2 separate regions of the Homo sapiens genome follow, and region 2 is linked to region 1. Evidence: read pairs that join two places in POLR2A ChIA-PET (ENCODE). Cell type or tissue: MCF 10A. All regions are shown on one strand.

Region 1 (4,000 bases):
ATTAATTTTTGTATCTTTAAAATAAAAAAAAATCACCAATAACCTTATAACTTATCATCAATTGCATCTCAATTTCAGAGGTGGAGGAAAATATTGTTCATTTTTAAATGTATGAATCTACAGCTGCAGCGAGCCATGATAACACCACCGCTCTTCAGCCTGGGTGACAGAGAGAGAGACCCGTTTCAAATAAATAAATACATAAATAAACAAACAAACTAAATAAATAAATAAAATAAAAAATGAATAAAGCCTCCCAACTGTGTGTCTGCTTCCTGTCTCATCTCCCAACTTACCCACTCCATCCTTTACTCTGCCATATAAATTACCTGCCTGTAATAGCACCTCCGAGCTAAAAGGTCACTGTGTCTTCCTTCTGCCTGCATAGGTAAAGTCTAAATTACATATTACTAGAATAGCACGCAAAGATTTTCACAAACAGAACCCAATCTGCTTTCTAGTCTCACCTTCTGCCACTCCTACATCATACCTCTATCCTGAAGACACAATGAGGATTTCTACTTTTCCTGAATACATCACAATCGTTTCAAGACTTTCTGTGTATTCTCTGAACTATTTAACTGTCTCCTTTTCCCTCCTCATCTAGGAAAATTTTACTCATACCTCATAATCTGTCTTTCATGAATCACTTTCAAAATGCAAAGTCATTCCAGGGTACACATGGGTATGGATGATTTCACAGGAATCAATTTCCAGATCCACGATTTTCAATTCTCCTCTTTCCTACAACTACCTCCTTCAGAATGCTCTTTTTGACCACTCTTCTTTCCCACCTCCACTTGCTCTTTCACAAATGATCTTCTCCAGGTTACAAATCTTACAATGATGCACTGGCCAGGGCTTAAAAACTCCTGAGCACCAAGCAACTGGAGACAACTGAGAGCTTTCCTCTAGGGGGAGAATTCTGTAAGAGCAAAGCAAGAAATGGGGAAGGCAGCAGTTTTTAGTTTATCAGGCCGCTAACTAGAGAACAGACTCCATGATTTTATCTGTAAGTCAGACTATTTATCAATGAGTCCATTTATCTTAGAATTAGGAATCAGAAATGAGATGCTAGGGAAGGAGGTATAGTTAGTTTATTTAAACTGAAAAAGGAAGTCATACTTTTTCTTACTCAAGTTAAGTCTCATTTGACTTATTGATTTGACAAATGAAGACTAGCTTTTGTAATGAGAGAATGTGGTGGGCATTTTCCAATTTGAACGAAAGTGACTATAGAAGGCTTTGATGAAAAAAATACATATAAATGCTTAAGGCAAATATATACCATAAGAAAGAAATTGTATCCTTTACAAATGCATTATAACACATATCTTGCTGCAAATACTTGATATTTGTCTGTGTCCCTCCATGGGATCATGACTAACTTATGAAACAAAATGTATGTTAGTGATTTCTTATTCATTTAAATATCTCACTTATTCTGATTGTTCAGTAAATTTCTGCTGGACTATTGGATCAGTCAGAGCTACAATTAAATCTCCTTGTTAAAAATTCCTATTAAAACACAGTAGTATTCAAACTGCTGAATAAATAAAACAAACCCTCCCAATCATAAGTATTCATTCTCATTCCTCCCTGTGAACTCCCACTGAATATTACCAGTAACTCAGCATTCTGTGCTGAAAATATTACCTAAGTACATCTCATATTTTCTATAAGATATAAGCTCCCCAAGATCAAGACCATCATCAAATTGACCTCTGTCATCACCTCAGCACCTAAACCCTACTTGACCTTTTAAAATGAATTAATAATTTAAAATAACATCAGCCTTTGCTCTTTAAAACACTGATACCTAATTTAATCTTACTGCTCTGTGTTTTGGCTCAGGATACAGAGGGTAATTCCTAAAAAGAAAAAAATTGCTGTCAGTATATGAATATGATGCCACTGACTCACCACCAAGCAGCGCAGGCATGCTGAGTTATTTTTGCCAGTAGTAATGATGAATTGTGCTGACTGAGCCATTTGGTTCCTCCTGGGACCAGAGGCACACATTTTTTTATATAGTCTGTCAGGAGTTAAAGTATAATTTTTGGCCACTGGGCAAAGTTGGAATTATTTTCTTCAAAAAAAAATTGTAGCTACTTCACACAAAGTGACAATGCTAAGAGACAAAATAAAATCAGCAAGAGTATATGCAATAGAAATAAATGCTTTATCTCTAGTTGGAAGGCCTTGAACCTGACCACCTTTAGTTCCTTCATACATGAGTCAGGTTTTGGTCTCAATACCTTATGACTGACCACATGGAAACCAAACACTTATGAGTTTAATTTTACATGCTTTCTTTTCAATTAGCTTATGGTCATACCACAGATCAGCTTTGTAGAAAAAAGGAATATCTCTTTGCATTTCCATTTCTATATAAAACCTCCTTCCTAACACTCTTGAGTTTTAAATTAGTTTCATGACCTTAAATAAAAACATACTATTATTATTTTTTGTTCTTTTATTCTGAAAATGTCAATTTTTAAAACTGATGTTTTTCCATTTTTAATGGTCTATATTCTGGTATTCTAACAACAGAAAAAGAAATTATCAGTAATAAATGAAAAACACCATACAGATTTACTAGTATTTATTAAAATAACTTCTTCATTTCTACATATTAGGCTGCTATCTACCCAAATTAATTATCTAAATATGAACTATACAAATGAGATTTTGCTTTACTTTGTTTTTTAATCTGTAACCATTTTCAAAGGAAAAGCCACCTAACTCATAGGAAAACTATAAGACACTACACCTAAAGTATAAAACAAATTAATTTCTGAAAACTTCATATTAGAAAGAATTTGAAAATGTACAGATACAAAGAATAGCTGTCTAGACACATGATTGGAAGAGTGTACTAGTAAGAAGAATTTTCAGCTTGACATTAGAGTGGCCAACCATCCTACTTTACACTTTACCTGGGACTAAGGAGAAAGTTTCCCTGGATGCAGGGCTTTTAGTGCTAAATCCACAAAAGTCCAGGGCAAATGGAACCAACTGCTCGCTCTTTGACATAGCAAGCTGAAACTTAGATCTTCAATTACTCTTTACACAACAGTGAAACTAAGTCATTAACATTTTAAAGAGAGAATAAATGCATTTAACAATTTGGTTTCTTGTAGCAGTTCAGGATAATGTTTATTTTGTTCGCATTTTTAAAGGAAAATGTAAATAAACCTTAAAATGGTTTTGATAATTCACTTCTATAAGGAATTCAGCCTATAATGTTTACTTTTCATTTTCTATTATCAAGGTAACTGGCCTCTATGTGTGATACTGAAAGTCACAAAAAAAGATAAAATGAAATAAAAATAAAACAACATGATTAAATATTTAATTCAAATGAAAACGTTTAGTCCTAATCTAGGAATTTACAGGTCTTTTTTTTTTTTTAACTTTTATTTTAGGTGCAGGGGTACATGTGCAGGTTTGTGATATAGGTAAACTCATGTCACGAAGGTTTGACATACTACACAAACTAGGGTTTGTTAATACTGTTTCATCACTCAGGTAGGAGGCGTCATACCCAATAGATATTTTTTTCTGATCTTCTCCCTCCTCTCACCATCTGTCTGCTGCTACCCTCTTTGTGTCCATGTGTTTTCATTATTTAGCTCCCAGTTACAAGTAAGAAAATGCAGTATTTGGTTTTCTGTTCCCACTTCAGTTTGCTAAAGATAATGGGCTGCAGCACAATCCATGTTCCTGCAAAGGTCATGATCTCATTCCTTTTTATGGCTGCACAGTATTCCATGGCGTATATGTACATTTTCTTTATCCAATCTGCCACTGATAAGCATTTAGGTTGATTCCATGTCTTTCCTGTTCTCAGTAGTGATACAATGAACATATATGTGTGCATATATCTTTACAGTAGAATAATATCTATTCCTTTGGGTATATACAGTAATAGGATTGCTGGGTCAAACAGTAGTCCTCTTTGAGGAACTGCCTCACTGCTTTTCACAATAGCTGAAAT
Region 2 (4,000 bases), 130 kb after region 1:
AGAGCAGGGACTTTGTTTTGTTCCCAATTGAATTTCCATCGCCTGTAACATGCCTACCATATTCCAGGTGCTTAATATATGTTTGTTGAAAAAAAACAAATATTTGATTACAATGTTAGTCTGGGTTAGTTTTTCTAACCTTCTAAATAGTTTAAATAAGCATTTCAAATATTTTTAGGAAAAACTAAAATTTCACATTTAGATTTTTTAAAGTTACAGAGTCAACTTTCGTAGAGAGTGGACTCAGGCCTTGAGGATGACAGATGGAATTCAGGAGTTTAGTTTTTAGCACGAGGTGTGTCTCTCACACATCCGTACTGTAAGAATAATTACTTATATAGATCCAAGGGAAGACACAGTATTACTCATATTTCTTCCTTCTCCAAATACACAAAGGGTTCTATTGTTTGCTTGCAACATCTAAGCTATTCCCTGGTGATAAGTTAGGACAGATAGCAGCAATTTTCAGAGAGGAAGTGGATACGGTTTGGGTTATGGTTGTTTAGGAGCAGTCCTCAAAAGAGTTTCCCTCTCTATTTCAGGGTGTTACCTGTGCCCAGCCCAAAGAAATCTAGTCTGTCTTAGAAATTGTGTTAATATGCTTTAGGGTGCCCGTCCTGCCCATATCCCTGCTGTAGGTAAAATGCCTCAGTAGCCTCACCTGCCAAGTGATCATCAGGTCACAGGTTTAATTACTGCCATTACAGGGGATTGGACTAGGGTGGATGAACATCTGACTAGGGGGTACCTATGGGCTGGTAACCTTTAACTTCCCTAATCTAATTTGCACAAGTAAGCTAGATTAATCAGATGCCTTCTGTGAAGGGCTTGCCCTTAAAATTCAAAGGAAAGTGTACGGTTATTGTTTGAATAAAGGGAAATGCAGGCTGGGGTTAACGTAGCCACTAGCACATGATTCATGTGCAAGGCATGTAAACAGATGAAGCCATTCTGGGTAGAGGGGTAATAGGTCAGATTCAACAGGGGCGGAGAGAGCAGAAAGAGACATTTCAAAATCTGTGTTCTTTTTGTCCTTCCAAGGCATCATTGTTTAATTTTTTTCTGGATATATAAACCCCTCAATACCCTTACAATAAACCCTATTTTCTACAGCTAGTTTGAGTGTTATGTTCCTTACAACCAAAGACCCCTAAAAAGAGCCACTAAGATTGTTACTTTACGCCCTCTGTAAGTTTTCACCTACTGATTCTGGTGCTTATGGCAATGCTCTTCTTCAGCAGACAATGACCATATTCTACCTTCATCCTTGCCCATACCATTGTTTCTATAGCACACTCAGTACAAAAAAATTAAAGGAGAAAAATTAGTATGGATGGAAAGAGGGATAGATAGACTCTGACTAGGCAGTCTTGGGGAATTTTTGAGCTATTGACTGAATATTCTCCATGCCTATTGCCATGTCATCATCAGGCAGGTTATAGGCTATGCTGCAGTAAAAATGGAAAATCTTGGTAGCTTAACAAAAGTTTGAATTTCTCTGCAGGTCTGGGCAGCCCTCCAGGCTGACTCAGCATTCCAGCCTCCTACAATCAGATAGCACAAATATTAACACCTGGTTCCACAGTCACCCAACAGGGCTGGAGAGGGCTGAAGGTCTAAGCCCTAGCAATCAAATGCTTCTGCCTGGAAGTGATACTCATGAATGACCACACTCACATTCCATAGGCTGAATTCATCATTTGGCTAAACCTAATTTCAAGGGAGGCAGAGTTATGTGATTCTCCCACATGTCTGAAATTAGAGATCAAACATTTATAAAGGGTAATAATGCCAATCAGCGTATCTAAATAACCCATCTAATCCTGTGGGACCCATATGCTACTCATTACAACCCAGTGACTAGGACATTTGTCTTATCTGTTTCACATGCCACAGTTAGTCCTGGAATTACTGTGGAACATACGCGCACACACACACACACACAAAACATATTACTAAAAATTAAAGTTTTTAATTAAAATTTTTTGGGTAAAAATTTACTTTTTGTTCCTCATTCATGACCTAAGAATTTCTGTTCTGCTAAATATATACTACCTACCTCCCGTGTAATTGTAATGCATAGTCAGCTATCTAAGGTTGGAGTACCTAGATGCGGACCCTGAGATAAATATTCATATAAAGGTGATTTATTAAAAAGTGTTCCAAGGAAAAACCAGGGGGGAAGCAGGAAAAGTGACAGGGAAGGGAAGAAAGCCAAGCAAGGGTGATATGTCAAGCAAAGATGGTTAACTTTGGCCCAATCCTGTGGGGGTCCTCTGGAGACTTATAAGTCACACCTCTGAGCTGTTCCCATCAGGGAGCAGGGAGCTGAGTATTTGTACCACCAGGCTTGTGTGATCAGACTGCCTCGGAGAGATACGAATTCCTAGGCACTTCCTGCTCTCTCCACGTTTGGGCAAAGGCCAAGGAAGCCTGAGGACAGTGGTCTGACAAAGATGCAGATACAAGCACAGAGGGAGCTGCTGTGGAAATGGAAAAGTTTGGGACAGGCTCAGGGTTGAGGCACTGAGAGCATGTGCTAGTCAGAATTGATAGCCACTTGGATATAGAGGGATGGTGCAAGGAAAATGACCAGATCACCGACTTAAAGATGCAGTGGGGAAAAAACAATAATCTCTTCTTATCTCACTTCAGATTACTCTCCTTCTCCCACATCCACAATGAATTTACCATCCTAAGAATAAGGATGATGAATTTCCTGGGCAGATTCCTTCCCTGTTTCTAATCCCCAAATGATGTACCCTCCATTGCCCGAAATTCTTAACTCACGGAATATAGCATTTAATTCCTTGATAGGTAAAATGAAAATATTCCTAAAACAGGAAGTATATTGAGTCAACTCAGAACTGAGATCTGTCCCAGATATTTGCAGTACCCCTCTGCCCAGGCTGGGAAGGCATTAGGTGTATGTTGGATATTTTGTCTGCTCAGAAGCCTCATTTCAAAGATGACTTATCCACATGATTCTACATGACCCCATCTAAAGGTTATAGTACCATAGATCAAGACTGGATACATGTTGCCTTCTTTTCCCATGATATTTCTTTCTTTGGAAAACTGAATTCAGTCTTTTCTCTGGAAAACAGGTCAAACTGATACTAAGAAGCTTTCAGCAGCCGTGTTATTCTACCATATGGATTAGGAAAGAAGAGAAGGTGGTTCTACAGAAAAAAAAAAATGAATCAGTCATGCAGAAAAGAGCAAGCAAAGATGAAAGAAGGAAGACGGCTGGTATTCCATTTCCTGATCCCACTGTGTTCCCACGACCCAGCTACATGACAGCCCTTGGGGTCCATGAGACCCCCACAACATTCTTATAATTCATTAGCATTTTATGCTGGAGTTCGGTTGAATTTCAGTTATGTACAACCGAAGGGTAGTAAGTAATAAAGAAATGTATTCATAATTGCTAAAACTTGGAACCAACCAAGATGTTTTTCAGTAGGTGAATGGATAAATAAACTGTGGTACATTCAGGCAATGGACTGTTATTCAGCACTAAAAAGAAATGACCTATCAAGCAATAAAGAAACATGAAGGAAACTTAAATGCATATTACTAAGTGAAAGAAGCCAACCTGAAAAGGCTACATAGTGTATGATTCCAACTATGTGACATTCTAGAGAAGGCAAAAGTATGGAGACAGTAAAAAGATCAGTGATTGTCAGAGGTCAGCGGGAAGGAAGAGATAAATAGGTGGAGCAGAGAGAATTTTTAGGGCAGTGAAACTACCCTGTGTAATACTATAACAGTGGGTACATGTCATTCTACATTTGTCCATACTCACAGAATGTACAACACCAAGAGTGAACCCTCATGTAAACTATGGCCTTTGGGTAATAATGATGTATCAATGTAGCTTATCAGTTGTAGCACTGTACCACCGTGGTGGGGGACATTGACAGTGGGGGAGGCTATCCATGTGTGGGGGCAGTGGGTATATGAAATATCTTCATACCTTTCTCTCAATTTTGCTGTG

Evidence for each region. ChIA-PET counts read pairs that join two places held together with the same protein. Peaks named below come from ENCODE experiments on the same cell type or tissue, not always from the same donor. Only the 100,000 strongest peaks of a DNase experiment are listed, where the experiment ranks them.
Region 2: POLR2A ChIA-PET joins it to region 1 with 5 read pairs; 6 of 35 experiments call an interaction of 5 or more read pairs at or near these places.

Annotation. Positions count from the first base shown.
Region 1 is chr4:101,230,333-101,234,332 of GRCh38, forward strand. All of the region lies in intron 1 of PPP3CA (protein phosphatase 3 catalytic subunit alpha), which reads right to left. Among named protein-coding and RNA genes, the nearest start is that of MIR8066, 8.5 kb to the right of the region's middle. In MCF 10A, no CTCF peak of the experiment used is centred here; a DNase peak (open chromatin) is centred at 1,949.
Region 2 is chr4:101,355,575-101,359,574 of GRCh38, forward strand. No RefSeq gene overlaps it. Among named protein-coding and RNA genes, the nearest start is that of PPP3CA-DT, 9.8 kb to the left of the region's middle. In MCF 10A, no CTCF peak of the experiment used is centred here; DNase peaks (open chromatin) are centred at 937 and 1,597.